3 separate regions of the Homo sapiens genome follow, and regions 2 and 3 are each linked to region 1. Evidence: read pairs that join two places in POLR2A ChIA-PET (ENCODE). Cell type or tissue: GM12878. All regions are shown on one strand. Each heading gives the region's core, and the rest is flanking DNA. Links, peaks and the distances in the headings are about the cores only.

Evidence for each region. Peaks named below come from ENCODE experiments on the same cell type or tissue, not always from the same donor. Only the 100,000 strongest peaks of a DNase experiment are listed, where the experiment ranks them.
Region 2: POLR2A ChIA-PET joins it to region 1 with 8 read pairs; 2 of 35 experiments call an interaction of 5 or more read pairs at or near these places.
Region 3: POLR2A ChIA-PET joins it to region 1 with 5 read pairs; 2 of 35 experiments call an interaction of 5 or more read pairs at or near these places.

What each region holds. Positions count from the first base shown.
Region 1 is chr6:137,741,223-137,748,038 of GRCh38, reverse strand. No RefSeq gene overlaps it. Among named protein-coding and RNA genes, the nearest start is that of LINC02539, 5.6 kb to the right of the region's middle. RefSeq lists a silencer at 2,938-2,997. In GM12878, for the core only: no CTCF peak of the experiment used is centred there; DNase peaks (open chromatin) are centred at 1,660 and 3,058; H3K4me3 peaks cover 682 bases; H3K27ac peaks cover 1,921 bases.
Region 2 is chr6:137,921,420-137,928,235 of GRCh38, reverse strand. No RefSeq gene overlaps it. Among named protein-coding and RNA genes, the nearest start is that of LINC02865, 21 kb to the left of the region's middle. RefSeq lists enhancers at 272-511, 1,357-2,556. In GM12878, for the core only: no CTCF peak of the experiment used is centred there; no DNase peak of the experiment used is centred there; H3K27ac peaks cover 2,591 bases.
Region 3 is chr6:137,896,787-137,903,602 of GRCh38, reverse strand. No RefSeq gene overlaps it. Among named protein-coding and RNA genes, the nearest start is that of WAKMAR2, 32 kb to the right of the region's middle. In GM12878, for the core only: no CTCF peak of the experiment used is centred there; no DNase peak of the experiment used is centred there.

The sequences.
Region 1 (6,816 bases), core at 896-5,895:
TGGCCTCAGCTTTTGTCATGACATTTCCCTCTGTGACTTTGATACTCCTGCTTCCCTCTTCTAAGAAAACTTGCAATGCTATTGGGTCTACTTACATCATCCAGGATCATCTCCCCATCTCTTCATAACAAGATCATGGGTTTTAGGGATTAGGATGTGGACATAATTGGGGGTCCTTTATTCCGTCTGCCACCGCCAATTTTAAAATTTAATTTTATTTCTCATCTTCAGTAAAATCTAAAGACTGGGTAACACTGATATTTTGAAGTTAGGTGACTCAGAATCATCAATTAATTATTCCCAGGAATTATTTATATAATATCATGTGTCAGAAATGTCCACAAAAAAACTCTGACAGACATTATGAGTTGGCTGATTCAGCAACTAATTTTAACCTTCTTCTCCATTTCCTCTACTTAAAAGTCCATCCTTCCTTGGAGTGGCTAATTGACAGCTCTTACCAATGAGATGGAAGTAAAAATCTGTTGGAGAGTTTTTGAAAACTTTGCTTTCATCATTTTTTTTTTTTTTTTTGAGATGGAGTCTTGCTCTGTCGCCCAGGCTGGAGTGCAGTGGCATGATCTCCACTCATTGCAAGCTCCGCCTCCCAGGTTCACACCATTCTCCTGCGTCAGCCTCCTGAGTAGCTGGGACTACAGGCGCCCGCCACCACGCCTGGCTAATTTTTTCTTGTATTTTTAGTACAGACGGGGTTTCACCGTGTTAGCCAGGGTGGTCTCGATCTCCTGACCTCATGATCCACTCACCTCGGCCTCCCGAAGTGCTGGGATTACAGGCGTGAGCCACCGTGCCCGGCCTTGCTTTCATCATTAAAGAAGACATACATCTTCCCTTTTGTGGACACAAGCCTGATCATTGGAGCTTCAGCAGCTATCTGGTAATAATGAGAGAAAGGCCAAGCCCAGGGAATTACAGAGACATTGGCCCTGCCATTACTGAGTAACTGAACCAACTCCAGCAACTACCCAAGAAACTTCCTGTTGTGAGAGAATAAGCAAACTTATATCTATTCTAACTCTTGTATTTAGCTTCTCTGTTACTTGCAGCTGAATAAATATAGCATTTAAAAAAATTACCTTACGTAATTATAAGTGCTTCATCCCAAAGAGACGACGTGTAGGTCTGACAATAGCGGGAATAAATACTGATAATATTTTAATAGATAATGACTTGATTCTATTATTTAATACTTTTTAGACTAATAGATAATTTTTAGATATTAATGGAAAAACCTCTACTTGAGTCAAAGCAGTAACTTCAAAGAACCAGAAATAAATTGTTGGCTAATGCAGGCTGGTCTAGGAAACGTTGCCAAGTATTTAAAAAGGAAAAAATCTCCCCTTTTTATGTTTAACCCAACCCCTACTTGTCCTTAAAAACCTTATTTCTATAATAAAATATATTTTTCTGCCTTTGTTTACACTAGACTTGGTTTACTTATTCTCTCATCATTGTTTTTCCTTGGGTCATTGACTTTTGTTCCTTTCAGTTTTGAAATGTCAAGGTTCTGTATCACTGCAGAAACAAAAACCTTTGTTTTTAAAGTATAAAATGCTTCCCTGAGAGGGGCTTTCCAAAAGAATTGAATGGTGCAGTCAGCGGCGCAAATTATAGGGAAACCCCTTAACTTCTACTGTTCCCCCAAACAGCAGCCAGCTTCCAGAAAGCATTGACTGCAGACTCAATAGAGGAATATGCACACCTTCTGACTTCTAAAAACATTTACAATAAGTCAGAAGGCTGAGTAGTTAACAGCATACATGTAGAATTATGAAGAATTTGAGATGCTTAAGTGAGAACCAGGAAAAGAAAAGAGAACGTAAGAGAGAGAGAGGTCCAGTTGTCAGCCAATCTTGACAAAAGCTTTGATCATCAGAGAAAGTCTATAATCCTGTCTAAAACATGTTCATTAAATTACAAAAACTATTCCCAATGTAATTCCTGTAATACTAGGAAACACATGAAAAATTTTGTAATTTCATGTATTTCAGCCCCATTTATTATATGAGCACATAAGAGATATTCATATATATATTTAATATTTTAAAGATATATATGAATTCTACAAAGCACTATCCAGATTTACAAAGATTTTGCAAAGCACTATCAATGTAAACAGTGTTTTAAGGATGAAAAAGCAAACCACATTAAATGGATACATCAATTCTCACAGAGCTGAATTTTAGAAAGATTAGAACTGTGAGAGGTGAGAATTTTAGTCTAGAGGGAAAATGGTTGTTCTTATTGTTCTACCAGAGAGATCGAAGCTCAGATTTCTCATTTCAAATGTGAGAAATGTGAGCTATAGTGGAGGTGGGGGGCTGTAGTTGGGGAGAAGTTGCTGGGAAAAAATGCCAAGAGAATTGTGAGAAAAGAAAGATCACAACTTGGCTAAGATTTATACCAGATTGAGGACTTGAGTATCTTTAGCAAATTGTAAGTATTTCATGAATAGTTTTACTCATCCCAGTTTATTTGAAGATGAACGGGACCTGCCTTTAGCAATATTGTGAAATAGGTGAAGAGTCATTATAGCTTATGGAAAAGCTCCCAGGAACATCAGGAGCATGAGTTTAGGTTCTAACTTTGCAATGAATATGTGATATGACAGGGGCACATTCTCTAAACTTGCAATATGCTCTTTTCCAAAATTAGCATTGAAGGAGGGTTGATCTCCCATGACATATCTGAGCAGTTGGGAGCACAGAGTTGTATTTCTTTGGAATTATCCAGTGAGTTGGGAGCAGGGCTAGGCTGGGGGTACTTTTCCCATTTTAGCAGAGTGGCCTCAGGGCCTTGGCTGGCACAATGCAACCTCGGGGGCAGAGTGAGAAGCAACACTGGAGGCAGGAGCTGGCACCTGCTACCCACTGACAAGGTTTATACTCCTTAATAACAGCCCTCTATGCAAAGGGGCTGCAAGAGGAGGGAGGGTAAAAACCACCAAGGCCACAAAGACCATGCAGCGGCTGAAAGTGCAGAAGCACCTCCACTTTCAAATCTGCAGGATGACAGATGGTGAAAGTCAAGTGTTCATTTAGCCATTGGCCCTTAGCTTCCTGCCCATTCCTACATTCATGATGACATGGACACACTAATAAGCACTATTAACCCGGTCAAGTCTGGTAAGTGATAGAGCAGTGGGTAAGAAGAGGTTAACGATTACAAAATGACCCAAATGTGAGATAATATAATAAAGTGGGAGAGACAGAGAGAGAGAAAGCCTGCTGGAAATGCAAATGGAATGAACCTTAAAACAGTGAAAAGTATTTTGAAGACTAAAAGTCTATCACACAGCAAATCAAATCGCATCCTGTGCAATGTAATCAACAATAATCACATGCTTTTTACTTACAAATAAATACTCGGGAACAATCTTTTAAAACCTAACCTAATCTTAAAGATAGGAACTTTTTTCCTTATTCTAGAGTGGTGTTTTTCAAAATGCAGGTCACAAATAATCAGTGGGTCATAAAATCAATGAGTGGGTCATGACTAGCATTTTTTCTTTTCTATGGTAGATCAAGTAGAATACAAAATATCTGATCGCAACACACAAAGTAAGTTTTGTGAAACATTTCAGTTGTGTGTGTGTGTGTGTGTGTGTGCACTGGGAGATGAGGCAGAGAATCTTTCTTACTGTGGGTAGCTGTCAATAAAAAGGTAAAAAATGATCCTTGTGAGACATTAGGTGGGACTTCTAGAAATGTGGGGACATATTTTGTGTTATGGATTGAAATGTCTCCCAAAAACGTAGTTAAAATCTTAAGTCCAGTTACCTGTGAATGTGACTTTATTCAGAAACAGTCTTTGAAGACCTAATACAGATAAATATATTCAATAACAATTTAAACGTAATGCAAATTTTGCATTTGCATATGTGCTATTGATTCTGGAAGAAATACTAAGTGAACGCATTAAAAACTGCACTCAGGTGAACCAAACTGTATAGAAAAACTCAAATTATTCACACAAGCACACCTCAAAACATCCACCAGCTAACCTCGGTTCACCCTGTTACGAGCTACACCTATTCATGTCTGTTGGTGTAACTTCCCCACTGATTTCAGAAAACCTTCCTTCCACCACTTTACACTAACTCATAAGCTGCAATCCTTCCCAAGCAAATTTCCGGTCTTTGTCAAGGTAGACTATGAGATTTACTGTAGTATTTATTCATTTTTTAACCATTTAATATGTATGAAACTGTGCCATTCTTTTTATCAGGTTATCTCCTTTCTTTCTTTCTTTTTTTTAATTTTGAGATAAGATCTCTCTCCTTCACCCAGGCTGGAGTGCAGTGACTCAGTCACAGCTCACTGTAGCTTCGACATCCCAGGCTCAGGTGATTCTGCCACCTCAGCCTCCTGAGTAGTTGGGACTCCAGGGGCATGCCACCACACCCGGCTAATTTTCTGCATTTTTTTTTTAATAGATTCAGGATTTCACCATGTTGCCCAGGCTGGTCTTGAACTTCTGAGCTCAAGTGATTTGCCTGCCCCGGCTTCCCAAAGTGCTGGGATTACAGGTGGGAGCCACCATGCCCGGCCAGTTGCTGACATTTTTAAGTGTTGTGCCCCAATCACATTTTTTGCATAAGACCTTTGGTTGTTACCGTGTGTATTTTGCATGGCACAGAGTTTTTTTTTTTTTTTTTTTTTTTTTTACAAACACTATGTTATATGAGAGCAGAACAGACTGGATGAGATCATTCAGTGGGTGAGTGTAGATACAGAAGAGGCCAAGGGTTGCATCCAGGGACACATCAACTATAACAGGCCTAGGAGAAGAGGAGCCAGCAAAGGAGCTGTCTGGTGAGATAGGAGGAAACCCAGGAGACCATGGTGTTCTGGAAGTAAAGTGAAGAAAGTTCAAAGAAGGCTTGAATGCCCACATCTGGCTCTGCAGAGAGACCAAGAAAAAGAAGAGGACTCACTGCGAAGTGACCACTGAATTAGTACTATGGTGGTCTTGAATAATTTTAATAAGTTCGATTTCAGTGGAAGGGCAGGGATAAGCCTAACTGGAGAGAATTTAATAGAAAAAAGAAAAAGAATAATACATTTAAAAAATAATCATGGAATACGTTTGATTTTGATACATGTCTTTTTCAAATAAGCTTTGTCATTAAGTGCATATTTATGTCTTCTTTGGTATCTGATAGATCAGGATCTGTTTATAATTTTTAAAGATTACTATAAAGTTCTGGCCAGGCATGGTGGCTCATGCCTATACTCCCAGCATTTTGGGAGGCCGAGGCAGGAGAATCACTTGAGACCAGGAGTTCAAGACCAGCCTGGGCAACATAGCGAGACACCCCCTCACCCTCTTTTTCTTTTTTTTTTTTTTTGAGACCCAGGCATGAGTGCAGTTGCGCTATCTTGGCTCACTGCAACCTCCACCTCCTGGGTTCAAGCAATTTTCCTGCTTCAGCCTCCCAAGTAGCTGGGATTATAGGTGCGAACCACCACACCCAGCAAATTTTTTTTTTTTTTGTATTTTTAGTAGAGATGGGGTTTCACCATGTTGGCCTGGCTGGTCTCGAACTCCTGACCTCAGGTGATCTGCCTGCCTCGTAATCCCAAAGTGTTGGGATTACAGGCGTGAGCCACTGTGTCCAGCCTTTTTTTTTTTTTTTTGATTACTTTAGAGTTCCTACTATGTGCCTGACATCATCTGTTTAAGAGAGCTGATGCTAGAATTGAGACAGACATTCTTGTGAATTCTGGTTCTGCCACTCACTAGTTGTCTAAAGTAAGGTTTACCCTTTAGGTTCCTAAAATGAGGTTAATATCCTAACTCAGTTTGTTGTTGTCAGGGTTAGGTAAGTGAAGTGCTTAGCATGGTGTCTGACACACAGAATGGGCTCATGAATGTTACTATTAATATTTTTCAGTCTGGGCACAGTGGCTCACATCTGTAATCCCAGCACATAGAGAGGCCAGGTGGATTGCTTGAGCCCAGGAGTTTGAGACCAGTCTGGGCAACATGGTGAAACAACATCTCTCCAAAAAAAAAAAAAAAAGCAAAAAAATAGCCAGGCATGGTGGTGTATACCTGTGGTCCCAGCTTAAATTTGGGAGACAAAACAGAAAATCAATTTAAAAAGTATATAAATGGTTGATGCACAATTAGTGCCCAAACAGGCTGAGACACCTTGGAGTTAAGATGACCAGGCAAAGTGAGATTTAAAATAGAACTTAAGTAAGAAGTCATTCTGAGAAGGGATCTTAACTTTTACTATATACCTGCCACTCTGCATGGGGCCGTAAGTACAGTCATGTGTTTAAGCCTCACACTCAACTATGATGAGGCATTCTTATTCCCAGTTCTTGGGTGAGAAGACAGGCTTTGAGACGCTCATTCACTTGCTCTGGGTCATCAGTTAGTAGGAGAGCTAGAGTCAGCCTGGGCATGCTCATCTCCAAAGTCCATGCTTGGTGGTGGCAGAGCAGTCTAGCAGGGAGGTGCTAAAGGTCAGCTCCACTCTCTGCCATTTGCAGACGATAATAAGAAACAAACAAAACACCCATAGCATGTAAAGCCTCATGTTAGCCTGATAAAGTACATCATCTAGAGAACCATATTAAAGGAAAAAACCCCAAAGAAACAAGCTGCATATTTTTGCTCTTGACTTTTTTTCCTTGGGTAGAGTGAATCTGTGGCAAAAAGCGGTTCAAAGGAAGGTGAGGGAGAAACAAAGGTGGGGAATGATCAACAAGTGCCTAGCAAGAGGTGATTGCACTTACGGGAAAACAGTTCCCGTCCAGTGTGGTTTCTGTTTCCCCACCGGGC
Region 2 (6,816 bases), core at 1,071-6,070, 180 kb before region 1:
AGTATATTTTCCAAAATGCAAACCTTTCTTGTTTTTCAAAGCAAATACAAGCTGTTTTATGAAGAAGTGCTGGCAAAAGTCCAGAAACTAGCACAGAACTGAAATCAAGGTTGAAAAGAAACGATTCAAAGGAAAACATCTATTTAAGTGGGAACCACACCAACACGTGGGATTTGGCTCCCACCGGAGGCAGCCCGCAGACACCAGGTGTCACGTTTAACTGATAGTGCTTGTTGCTGACCCTGTGGGTGGCAGGAAGGAAGAGGAGTGACTGTGGCATTCGGCAGAGGATGAGCTTTGTCCTATCACTGGCACAGAAGCTGAATTCTTAGATGGCTCGACCACGGGGTTGTGTGGTGAAAAGGGGGATTTCCACTTTCAAAAATAGTATGACTTCAGTTAGGCTTGAAATTGCCTTTTTGGGAAGTTTATTATATTTAGAAACCCCCATTCTCCCCACCCCCCAGTGGCTTTTAAAGTCCATCTGCAGCATGGCACAAGTCTTCAAAAGTTTATTGACTTAATTTACCCCGGGGTTTGGAATCAAGATGTTTTCTTAAAATGTCTGAAACAACCATTGCATTGACAAAAATACATTTTAATTAAAATGCTGAAAGTAGTAAAATGGCAAGGGACCTTTTTTCCTCTTCAGAGTTCTCTCTACTTTTCAAATTGCCTATTTTGTGGTTTTCACAAAGGGTATTGATATCCCAACTCTGGGCAGTGTGCTCTGCTTGCTAGCTTCTGGGAGCCACTGCCTGGAGTCAGGCAGCCACAGGAATCTCCATGTCACCTAGGATGTCAATTACACAAACTGCAAAAGTAGAATCAACTAAAAAAATTCAATAATGAGCATTTTTGTTTAAAAAGTAAACATCAATGTATTGCATTTAGAAGAAAAAAAATCCTTGTAAAATGTAGTAGTCCCGTAAGGAAAGATGAGTTTTCAAAGATGAGCTTTTCATGGAGGCTAAGATGACAGCCCGCTTCCAGTTCAGCAGGAGCCCCTTGGTATGTTTGGCCACCCAGCACAGTGCAATGTGAGAAGGCAGGCAGATTATGTATCGTGGATTTAATTTTGGATTTAGGGAGGCACATGGTCTGCCCAATTCAGTTTCCATTTTTTTCTGTCCTCCCTGAAAACAACTTTCTGTGCAACTTCAATGTGCTGTTCCTCTCAATAACTCCAGCCTGTGGCTAATTTGGACCAGGACAAGGAGAAAAGCTCTTTCTTGCTATGAGTTGCTAAAGGATTCATAGAAGCTAATTCTTCGCCTCCATTTGAAAAGTGGAAGGAAGGTAAAGAATTCCTACTGATCTCCTGTTTCCTACCTTGGAGCAGTGATGTCAAACTCTGTAATCAGTGGTAGTAGCTTTGCATCACATTACTTCAAAATATCTCCTTTACCTGATCACCATTAACTTGAAATCGCTGATTTTTTGGGTGCAATCTCTGCCCCAAGTTTCCACAGAATGTTTTATAACAAATCTTTTGGGTTTTTTTCTTCCCAACTTATTAATCATTTGCCAGCATAAGCAGTAACATGACCAGCAGACAGTCTTTTTGGGTAAACCTCTGACTACCTTTCTCTGTTGGTGGAATTTAGGAACCATGTGTAGCAATGCAACAACTGAGCCTGCCAATCTCTAATGAGAGCTTGGGACATTTCAGGCTACTCTTTGGCCTTAAATTCCTCTCCTCTCATGGAAACTTTCCTTTCATCTATCCTATCCTTTTCCAAGGCACATTCCAAGATGTTGACCAACTGATCTATTAATGAGCTTCTGGGAGTAAGTGAAAGGGAATTTAGGTGCTTATAAATGAAGTCTTACAAGCCCAACCCCTTTGTTGACTCAGAGGGCTGTAACTACAGCTGGCACGGGGGAGGGGAACTGGTCCTGGCAGGTCAGGATAAAGAGGTGTTTTGAATAATACCCCTTCCCCTAAAAGGTGGGCTTGGTTTAGTGATGGTGATCCACCCCACACACTGTACTTGGAAGCCAACCAGCAGTCTAAAGTTTGGAGGTAATTTTCTCTCCGAAGCTGGGCCCCATCCCCCTTTTCCCTCCAGCTTTACCACTTTATTCTGAGTCAGGTCCAGTTTTGTTTATGTTTTTCAGAGGGCCACCTACAAATATCAGCAAAACCCCTAGCACAAAAGAAGAGATCAATGCCTGTGTCTGGGGGTTAGGGAGGAAGTGGGCTCGAAGGGGAGGAAATTGGAGCAATTTTGGGAACAAAGCACACAGCCGGAGGCCTGAGAGGAAAACTTCGGGTGGGCAGGACACTTTGGGGGTCCCAGTCCTGTATGGAGAGGAGCTGGAGTCTGGTGGAAAGGGAGGGGAAAGGCAGAGTGGCAGAGCAGGTGATCCTGCCGCGTCATCAACAGGGAAGGCTGGCAAATCGTATCACCTTTCCAGGACTCCGTTTCCTATTCGGCAAATTGAGGGAATTAATTGCTTTGGATCAATGCTTTCTCTCTGAGGTTCCTTCATCTAGCTTTGCATTTCAGCAAGATGAATTTCAGTGGAGCTTCTAATCCAACAGAAAGCTCTTAAAGAGAAACGTCGACAGGTCCTGGAAAGTGAATACTGACGGGATTCGTGAATGGCGAGAAGAAAGAAAAGACTGAGGACTGAAACTGTGAGGAGCAATACAGAGGGGTGGGTGAGGGTGGCTCTGCTGTGCACTAGCTGTGCCACCTATGGCTGTGATAGCATCGCTCTGAAGCTTTCTCAGCTATAAAACATAAAACCGGGATAATACCAGGACCTGTTGAATTGGTACCTGTGCACATTGTGAGGTTAGCTGACAATGAATGTGAAGATCTTAGCTCAGAGCCTGGCACATTGGCGAGAAATGTTGGCTGCTGCCGTTACGCACATGAGGATGAAGTCACGGGTAAAGGAAGGAGAAGAGCACATTGAAGGCTTTTGAGGGTGCTGTGGCTTAGGGAAACTCCCACTGGAGGTACGTGATCCACAGAGAAAATGAAGCAGTCTGGTAAATCAGAAAAGACCCTGATGAAGGAAACCTATCAGAAATAGATATCCCAGGCCAGTGCTATGCCAGGTTACATTGCAGCCTGGAGCAAAAAGAAAACTCAATAATATTGACCTCAGGTTTATTTAAAATTATCATATTTTGCTCATCATGGATTTTTTTTGCATTAGTGTCTATTTTTAAAAGACACATTAAAATACTAGTTATCTTGGTTACTGAGTTTTTGGCCATCTCCTTAAATACTGTGCTCAAAAGCAAGTGCTTCACTAACCTTATCCTAGTCCTGGCCTTGTCTAAAACAAGGCTGAAGACTTGATCAGTCATCGAAGTTGATTCTATAACAAAACGATAGTAATTTGGTATAGAAGACCCAGAGCCATCTAAATGATTACAACAGCAAGGACAGAAGGAAATATGTCTTTTTTTCTACTGACAATGGAAGAAAAGTCTGAAAATACGAAATACCCCATCCTAGCACCCACTGCCATAAAAAAAAAATCTGGGCCTCTCAGACCCAGATTCTAGGAAAATTACTACAGCATCATTAACATAGTTTTGCTCCAGAATGCCAGGCATGAGAAAACTCCAAGGAAGCTTTCTAACTTAGGGAAGGAACATGAAATGCTTTACAGGATTTGAGTAGGAGGGGGTAGGTCAAAGTTCAGCTAGCTCCAAAGCTAGGTGGTCCAGGAAGGTTCTCTGAAGAAGGAAGAGCTGTTCTTACACAGTAGCAGCTATTGGGCAATTTGGATTTTATCATGATGAATGAAGAGAAACAGAGGCTACAGTCTTGTGCAAAAGAAGGTGTGGAGAAATAGTTGCAAAGGATAGAAAAGGCAAAGGCCATTGTGGATGATGCACAACCCTTCAGGGCCCCCCTCAGATCTGTCCTGGGCGTTCACAGGCGGGAGTGTTCTAGCAGATGTCCAGCAGGAAAATCAACATTTTCAAGGAACTTCTGATTATTACCTTACAGCTGGTGGAGGGAAAGGATAGATGACAGTATCTTGGAAAGTTCTTGTTTCCCTTAGGCTCTTATCTGATTTCAAGAGAGACAAAAGCACCATTCACAGCTAAAATTATAGGCAACATAAGCTGCAAACCCACGCAACAATGCTCACTTCCAGGCTCTATGCTAGACCTGGGGCTGCTCACAAGGGCCCTGCCCAAATAGCTGATGCAGCAAACTCCAGGACACCTAAGTGACCAGAACACAATGGGAACAGTGCTTTGCTATCTATATCACTTCACAGAGCATGGAAAGGGTTTTATTGTGAAGAGATTTTACATGTATTACCTAGTTTTGATTTGCACTATGGCACTGTGATTACAGCGACAACTTTTAGCCATTGAGTGGTTAAGTGGCTTGCCCAGTGTCACTCAGCTGGTTCAGAAGAAGGCTGAGGACTGAGTTTTTTAATTCCCGTACTCCAGTTATTTCTAGGAGGCCACATAGTGGAAAAATTTGCAGCTAATGTACCCCTCTGACCCTGTAAGACCTCTCCTTCTTTCCAAAGTCATCATGGTGCTTTTGTTCCCTGACCTCCCCGAAACAGGCTGGGAAAAGGGCAATAACCTGAACCCATCAGCCAGTCTTCATGAGCCAGAGTCCACCAAGCTTCCTTTCACCCCTTCCTTCTTACCTTCATCCCAGGGAAATATCAGCATCTAAGTGACCCCACCACCAGCCACCAAGTAAATTTCTGACTGGGCTCTGTGGTCTAATCCTGGTTCTTTCTCTACTGGAAGGGAAATACAGCAGAGGAAAATCCCCAGTGTGTCCCAGACAGTATTCAAATGTATTCATTAAGTGATAAAATATTGGTTCAGAGCCAGGGACATCATCATCATTATCATTGTCATTATCAATAAGTGCTGGAATTAGAAGGAAAATAGAAGACTCTCTGTCTTCAGGGAATTTCTTGTAAACAGGGGCATCATAGGGAGATTTTTAAACAGGCAATCTCTACACTCTTTGATTGCTGAGGGGCAAAACCGAGTCAAGGTGCAATGGGAACAGAGAGGAAAAGGGGCCATGATCTCCCTAGGGGTCTAATGAATAAATCCCCTGGATGCAGACCCCTTGTGAGGTTGAGGCCACGTGTACGTACATGTGTGGAACATTCTGAAGGAGGTTCATTATATATAAATGAATCTAACTTAATCTTTTAGAATTCTGCTTGGGGCTACAGGGTCACCCACATTTCTATGGCCAGGATTGACCAAAGAATTAAGTAGTTGAATAGGACATTCAGTGACAATTTTGACTTTATCGTGTCCCTGGGGCATGGTGCTCTGATCTGCTTTATAATCAGAGTAAAATGCAAACACAATTTGTTGAATGCCTACGCTGTGTCAGCTAGTCTGGGCACTCAGGTAATTTCTGTGAACAAAACAGAAAAACGAGGCTTATATTCTAGTGGTGTAAGTTGGAGATCATCTCAAATGACCTATGTTTCCCTTGAGCAGTGGTTCCCAAGCTGCCCATCAGAATCACTGGGGGACCTTTCAAAAAATTCCAAAACCTGGCCAACCCAGGCCAAATTCAGAATCTCATGGGTGGCTTATAATTTTTTTAAGTTCCCCAGGTGATTCTCATGTGCAAGGTGGGTTGAAAACCACTGCCCTCGAAATTCTGGTGGACTTCCCTAAGGAGGCATGTCTTCCCCGTCCCACTTCCCACCACCCTTCGAGAGTCATTTATATAAATCACAGATGAGGAAACCCAGACCTAAAGGCTCAGAGTGACATGTCCAAAAAAAAGGGGCACATCGAGAGGGTCACCAGGCCAGAACTTGAACCTAGGTCTTCTGATTTTAAGCCTAGTGTGTTTTTCATCACGTTGAAAGAGTTAAGAAAACTGAATATTGTTATTGCCTATAGCAAAAATCGGAGGGGTCTCCCAGGGAAGAGAGGAGATTGTCTGCAAGCCTCCTGGTCACTTCCTGTCATTCATTAAAAACTTTAGCACCTGGACCAGTCTTCATTCTTCTTAGAAATGTGAATATTCAGGGGCATATTCAACATAGAGCCCATTGAATGGGCTCTTTCCTGGGACCCCCTCATTGCCAATACATGTTTTCTACACTCTACCTCAGCCATCCACTCCAGCTGCCACCCGCTGGACATCACTGCTACTGCTACTTCAAATAAGAACTTCTCCAATGAGAAAGTGCACAGGCTTGAGGTCCCTCGCTGAAACCGTTCTCCAATCTCAGCAGCCTTGGTCAGACCACCAATGTACTCACTCGCTTTTTTTCTTTTTCAGCACCTCCCTCTTTCATTTCCCTTCATGTCTGGTTTGCATCCCTTGGGCCATCATTTTCATCATTATGGGGCAAGTACCATATTTGTAACTCCCATGCCCACTTCTCTAAACACTCTTTCCCTCGAACACCAGCCCACACACCTGCTGTTATTAATGTCTGAAGCCCTCTTCCCATACCATTTTGTCTAATTCCTAATCATCCTTTAAGTTTCAGTTTAATTACTTCGACAGGTCCTCCCTGACCCTTCAGTCTAAAGGAGGGACCCCCGTGTTACACCACTCCTTCTCAATTCTTATCTTAAGTTGTATTTCTACATGTATTTTGGTGTTTTGTTTAACATCTCTTTCCCTAGCAGGCATGGGCTTGGGGTTCTCTGTTTTGATTACTGCTATATCCCCAGTGATTGACACACTTCTGGCACGTAACAGCTACTTTATAAGTACATAAATGAATGAATGAATTAATTAATTAATTTATTCACTCAAAGTCACCCAGGGTTATTTAGTGGCAGAGCCACAACTTACCCATTTGACTACAGTTTGA
Region 3 (6,816 bases), core at 654-5,653, 160 kb before region 1:
CTGACTTCTAGTTACAAGTTGTTCTCACTGTTAAAAAGGAAAATTGGCCTCGGTCGTTTCTTAACAATGCTACCATTTACTTCAAGAAGAAAATTGTGGGCTTTAACCTTTGCGCATTTGATTCTTCCGCACGGCCTTCCAAGGAACTAGGGTAAATGGACAAATAGTTCTTATAATTTAATACCGCTGTTTAAAAATAGATACTGTACTGAATTTTTTGCTAATTATATTAATAACTTCAAAGCCTTTTATGGAGGATGCTTGCTGGAAACAGAAGGTATTTTTATTTCACTGAAAAACGTGATGAGATTTGGGTTTAGGATTTTGGAGGGAGGACCTGGAGTGTAGTGTAGTTGTTCAACGCATTTGTCAATATGTTCTTTTAGGATATCATATTTGGTCTTGTTTAAGGAATTCTTTTCTATTCTCAAGTCAGAAAACTATTTACCCATATATATTCCTCTCATAAAGTTTTGTTTTTGACATATAAATTCCTTACTCTGTCTGTAATTGATTTTTAAGCAGACTAGGAGCTAGGAATCCAAATTCAATTTTATCTATATTTATAATCAGTTTTCCAACTGTACTTTTTAAAGATTCCTTCCTTTCTCTACTGCTCAACTATGTCACCCCCATCATGTGACAAATTTCCATGTATAAATGTGTCATATGAAGTGATAGTCTCACTGGTGAGCAAGGAAATCCAAGTCAAGACTGTTGAGATGTCATCTACACCCTGTTAACTGGCCTCTCCATTCTATTCCACTGAAAATTTGTCTGTTCTTATGCCAGTACGAAACTATTATTTATGATAAATTGTTCTTGTAGGATGAAGACAGCTAGCTCTTAGTGTATTATCTTTCTAAACACAGTTAGACTTGGTTTTCCAAGAGTTTGTTTCTTTTATGTTGAAAAAAAAAAACTTGATGGTTGATTTGGGCCTGTATATATACATCGATGGCCTAGTTTGGCTTGTAATTTTCCTTTCTTATTCCATTCTTGTCTAATTTTGATAGCGAGGTCATATTGAATTCATAGAATGAGCTGTGGAGTATTCCTTCTTTCTCTGTGAATTGTAGAGATACTATAAGAGATAGGTTTGCAGAAAATCTTTTAAAAAAGATTATAAAAGTAATGTAAACTTATTGTCAGGAATTGTAAAAACACCCGATATTACAAAGAACAAAACAGAAGTAATTTATAGGCATTACCATCCAGAAATTATTGTTAAATATATTTTGGTATATTTCCTTCTACAACTTTTTATCAGTCTCTGCAAGATATGTCCAATTTTCTCTTTATCTATATCTGTATACAAGTAATATGCACACAAAGAATTCTGACCATAGTAGCATATACTATTTACCAACTCTTTGATTACTTCATTAGAATTTCCCATGCCATTAAATATTCTTTAAAAACAGAAATTTTAGTACCTATTAAGCTGATTATTAAAACAAATCCAAATTAAACTCCCTTTGCCTCCCAAATAAAAATATTAATTTTTTAGGTGAATAGTTAATATTTAAAAACTCAGTGAATAATATATTAATATGTATTTTCACTTTCTGTTAAGCTTTGGGCACCCGCCACCTTCATTCTTAGCTCCATCCTGGTCCTGACGCAGCTAGCCTGACCAAGCCTTGAAGTACATCAGATGCTGTAACCCTACTCATAGGTACAATTTTGAATTTGTGCTGGATCCAAGGCCATTGCGTCTGGGGTGAGCTTCAACGTCTTTGAGCCCCTTGAGCTGTATCCTTTCTCTTCCTCCTGGCCTTCACTGAGCTTGCTCTGTCCATGTCACTAGGCAGCTTGCCCTGGTTAACACTGAAATCCCTATCTGGGCCTGGAGCCAGCTCATGAACTGCACTCAGGTTCTCTGGGGTCTTGACAACATGATATCTTATTGCCAGATATGTGTTCCTTTATTCTGTTTATCAGTAGGTCAAGTCAATAAAAATATATTGATTGCCTACTCCATGCCAAGCTACTATGTGGGGGATATTACTGTCTGGACTTTGATCTGCTGTTGAGATATCAATCCAAACAACTAGATCTCAGTCAACCCTGCCGAATGCCTGATTCCAAAATTCACCATTGGCTGGACAGTCTGTTTTGCCCCAGATTGGACCTCTTAGATACTGATACCGTGTCAAGCTTACTATATCCCTTTTGACACTATAACTTGAAAATCTAGCTATCCATCTCAGGTCCCAGTTCTACAGAAAGGTTAGTCCCCAGTAATTCTGGCTTCTTTTCCTGTCCTCATGTCTCCCTTGCCAAGATCCTGCAAACTTTCCAGGTAAGCCTTCTTGGGTTCTGACCTTTATAACATTTATGATTTACAAAAATATCTTTATATATATTTTCCCATTCTAGTTTTGAATCTTAAAATAACTCTTTGAGATAGGAGGGGAGGCTTATTAAATCTCTGTTTCACTAAAGAGGAAACTGTCTTTAAGAAGACTAATGACGTATTTATGTTTAATAAATGGCCTTTTTAGGATGTGAACTCAGACCTTATCTCTCATTTTAATGTTCTTTACCCTGGGGGGTGGGGTGGCTAACCTTCACTTTGAACAGACCTTATAATTCATTTCAGGAAGCAGTCAACTCTTTGGTATGAAGGATTGATGTGTTAGACCTCCTAGGACGACACTTTAACCCCCAAATAATTACTCAAAACACATAAATATTACATCCTATGTAGTTAGAAGGATAAAAGTCAGTAGATGTAAGGCCAAGCATGGTGGCTCATGCCTATAATCCCAGCACTTTGGGAGGCCAAGGCAGACAGATTACTTGAGGTCAGGAGTTTGAGACCACTCTGTACCCAAAATACAAAAAATTAGCTAGCCGTGGTGGCATATGCCTGTAATCCCAGCTACTTGGGAGGCTGAGACAGGAGAATTGCTTGAACCCAGGAGGCAGAGGTTACAGTGAGCTGAGATCATACCACCACACTCCAGCCTGGGCGACAGAGTGGGACTTTGTCTCAAAAAAAAAAAAAAAAAATCAGTAGATGTAAAGGACCTTTGAGCAATGTGAGAATATGTTTCTTAGCTAGGCATAGACCTATCAAAGGGAAAGCTCTGTATAGGATCTCTTTTTTAAAAGAATTTAATTGTTATATTGAAACATAATTGTATGCCTATATGTGATACGTGTGATATTTTGATACATGCGTACGATGTGTAGTGATCCAGTCAGAATAATTAAGATATCTGTGACCTCACATAGTTATCATTTCTTTGTGCTAGGAACATTTCAAATCTCTTCTAGTTTTTTGGAATACACATCCTATAGCCTTTCTGCAGACTGAAAGTCGGCTTGGCTACTTCAGGGTAGAGAAGTCACCCACCCCAATATACATAGTACATGGCAGTGTTAGTTGCCACCACCTTCAAGAGCCCTTCCCAGCTTCCCTTTCTCTGTTGAGGCTGAAAGCCTGGAAACAACATTGCCTGACCTGTGTTTCTAGCAGAGTTCTTGTTTAGGGCTCACCTCCAAGAAAAAATCACCAGAGATCTGGAAAGCAAAGGAGAAGGAGAAACCATTATCTTCTCATGACAGCTGTAGGTAGTGGATGTAGGCAGGAAGAAAATGTCATCAAATGTAATTCCTGAATTTTCATACTTTTGAAAATCATCAGCAATTTATCCTGAGCTTCTCTTGCCCAGCAAGAGAAGTTATCTTAGCATCACATTTCCTATAAAAAATCCTTTCCTGCTTAGAATTTCTAACATGGTATTGTTTTCCACCAGTCCAGTTTCAACTGATGATCATATTTTCCCCATGATTTTACCTTTTTTACATTTACTTTATTATTATTTTTTTTTTGAGACAGAGTCTGCCTGTGTCACCGAGGGTGGAGTGCAGTGGCACAATCTCAGTTCACTGCAGCCTCCGCCTCTTCGGTTCAAGAGATTCTGGTGCCTCAGCCTCCTGAGTAGCTGGAATTACAGGCCTGCACCACCACACCTGGCTAAGTTTTGTATTTTTAGTAGAGACTGGGTTTTACCATGTTCGTCAGGCTGGTCTCGAACTCCTAATTTCACGTGATCCTCCCACCTTGGCCTCCCAAAGTGCTAATATTACAGGCGTGAACCCCCTGCCCAGCTACATTTACTTTTGTTTCTCTGAATGGGAGCTCTTCAAGGGATGGATGTGTCCTATTTACTTTTGCATCTCCAATGCTTGCAATATATGAGGCACTCAATAAATGTTGTTAAAAGGGAACATAAAAAATAAATTTGGGTGGGAGGAGGGTGAGATATTTTGGAGCAAACGAAGAACCGAATATCCTGAGCAAGGGAAAAAAGGAAATCTTCAAAATGTCACTCTTTAATTCTAGAGTTGTTTTGTATGGGTCAACTAGCTATTAGCGTTTAAGGCACTACCTTGATGAAGAAATCCTATGCAAAAACCTCCTCTTTATAACAAAGCTGGACTTCTAAAAAAATCACAAAAATATTTGTACATCATGCAAATTCAGATTGACATGCTTCATTAATATTTGATTCAATGGTGACATGCCTTCTAATTGAGGTATATTAGTGGTGATCATCACAAGAGAAACTACTCATATTTAAACATTTTTTCAGCCCATGGTTGGAGGTATAGAGGGCAGACACTGGGCAAAACACAAATTCTGATCCCTAAAAAAATCTTACATCTCAAACATCATCTCAACATTTACTTTTAGAGAAAATCCATACTGTGTCAGATGTAGGGTTAAGCATTTGAGACACAGAAAAATCAAGTTCCTCTACTTTGAGAAATTCACATGTATGATAAACATTAATCAATAATTATAAAATCGTGACAGAAAGTACACAGGTTTCAAGGAAGTACCTAGGAAAAGCAGCTAAATTGTATTGGAGAGTGGGAGACCACGTGCCTCTTGAATTAAAGGACTCTAGAGTTGAGTCATGAAGGATGCATAGGGCTTGGCTAGGGAATAAAGGTGGTGCAGGTGGTGGGAATGGCAGAAGCAGGCTCTGGATTGAGGACTCAGGGCATTCCTGGATTCTCTGTGGGTATGAATGGAGGCAGAGAGCCATGGGCCACATATCACCAAAGGGCCTTGTGAGCCACATTAAGGAACCTGGACTTTGGAAATCTATTGAGGGCCATTAAAAACAAGTCCTATGGTCAGTGGAATTCTGCTCAGAGTTTAGAGACCTGGACTTCATTCAAGTCTTTGTCCCTGAAATCCTTCAGATCTAGGGTGTTCCATGGACCCCAGGAGGAGAACGTAATTACATGGATATTTAGAAAGATCCCACTGGCTGCACTTTGGCAAGTGGTTTGGAGGGCTTATGACTGAAAGTAAGAGTACTAGTTATGGAGCTTTTGGGGTGGACCAGGTGAGGAGTAATCTGATGCATGGGCAATGGTGTACTAGACAGATTTAAGAGGTTCCAAATGAACACTCTCTAACCTTCTTCTCTTTTTTTGGTTAATTAAAATTTTTTCATTAAAATTTTTTTCTGCACATTTCATTTCATTTTCATTTATATTAAATAATGAATAATCTTCTAACTTTTACTGATGGCTTGGAATATATGCATGCTATATTATTATAACATCATTAACAAATTTTCTGACAATCAGGTATTATCTTTCATTTACTTTTAGATTGGAAGAGACATTCGTGTGTTTTGTTCAGACATGAAATATCAAGCTGTTCTTTTCTTAAAAATACAAAATCCTACATAGATAACAAAAGAAGCATAAAGTTGGTTTAAGCAATATGTCTCTAAACTCAGTGGTTAAATAATTACAGTACATTTTTCACAGACCCACAAATGATTTTGCTGCCTCTGAGGACGTGTGTAGCTTGTGCTGGGCCAACGGGATTGAGCCTCTTGTGGAGCCAGAGGCCTCTGTGTCAACAATTTCCCCTCAACTCTTTGAAACTACTCCTGTTTAGTTTTTTTTTTTTCACTGCCAAAATAAATAAATAAACAAATAAATAAATAAAATGGGCCAGGCCTGGTGGCTCACGCCTGTAATCCCAGCACTTTGGGAGGCCGAGGTGGGCGGATCACCTGAGGTCGGGAGTTCGAGACCAGCCTGACCAACATGGAGAAACCCCGTCTCTACTGAAAATACAAAAATTAGCCGGGCGTGGTGGCACATGCCTGTAATCCCAGCTACTCAGGAGGCTGAGGCAGGAGAATTGCTTGAACCCAGGAGGCGGAGGTTGCAGTGAGCCGAGATCGCGCCACTGCATTCCAGCCTGGGTAACAAGAGTGAAACTCCGCCTCAAAAAAAAAAAAGACTGCTCCTTTTTAATACCTGTGATAACTGTTCTTACTTTAAAGTATCTACTTTAAGAGCCACAAACTTGTTGATGTCTTTAAACCCTCAAGAATGGATAAAACTACCACCAGACTTTTCAGTTTTCTAAACTTAAATTTAAGTCATTTAAAAAGTTATGTTTTCTAAAGATGATCATGAAAAGTGTTGAGTACTAACTACTTCCTATATTCTGACTCATTATTCTACTGGAAAATCTATAAAACTGGAATTCACAGAGAAGCATATTCGGTAAACTAGTTCAGTATTCAACCAATACGTTAATTAATTTCACCTTCATGAAACTGTTGGTGTGAAGGGGCATGGAACAGCCAGGACCTGGAGGATTTCACCAGCAAGTCTTTGAATGAAGTCCAGGTCCCCAAAACCAGAGCAGAAGTTTACTGAATCACAGGACTAGGAAGATGATAGAGCACTCATAAGTGCTGTTTTAAAGGCAGGGGATGAGTGGATAGGACAGTGCAAGAGAGATTTATTCTACTTCTTTCC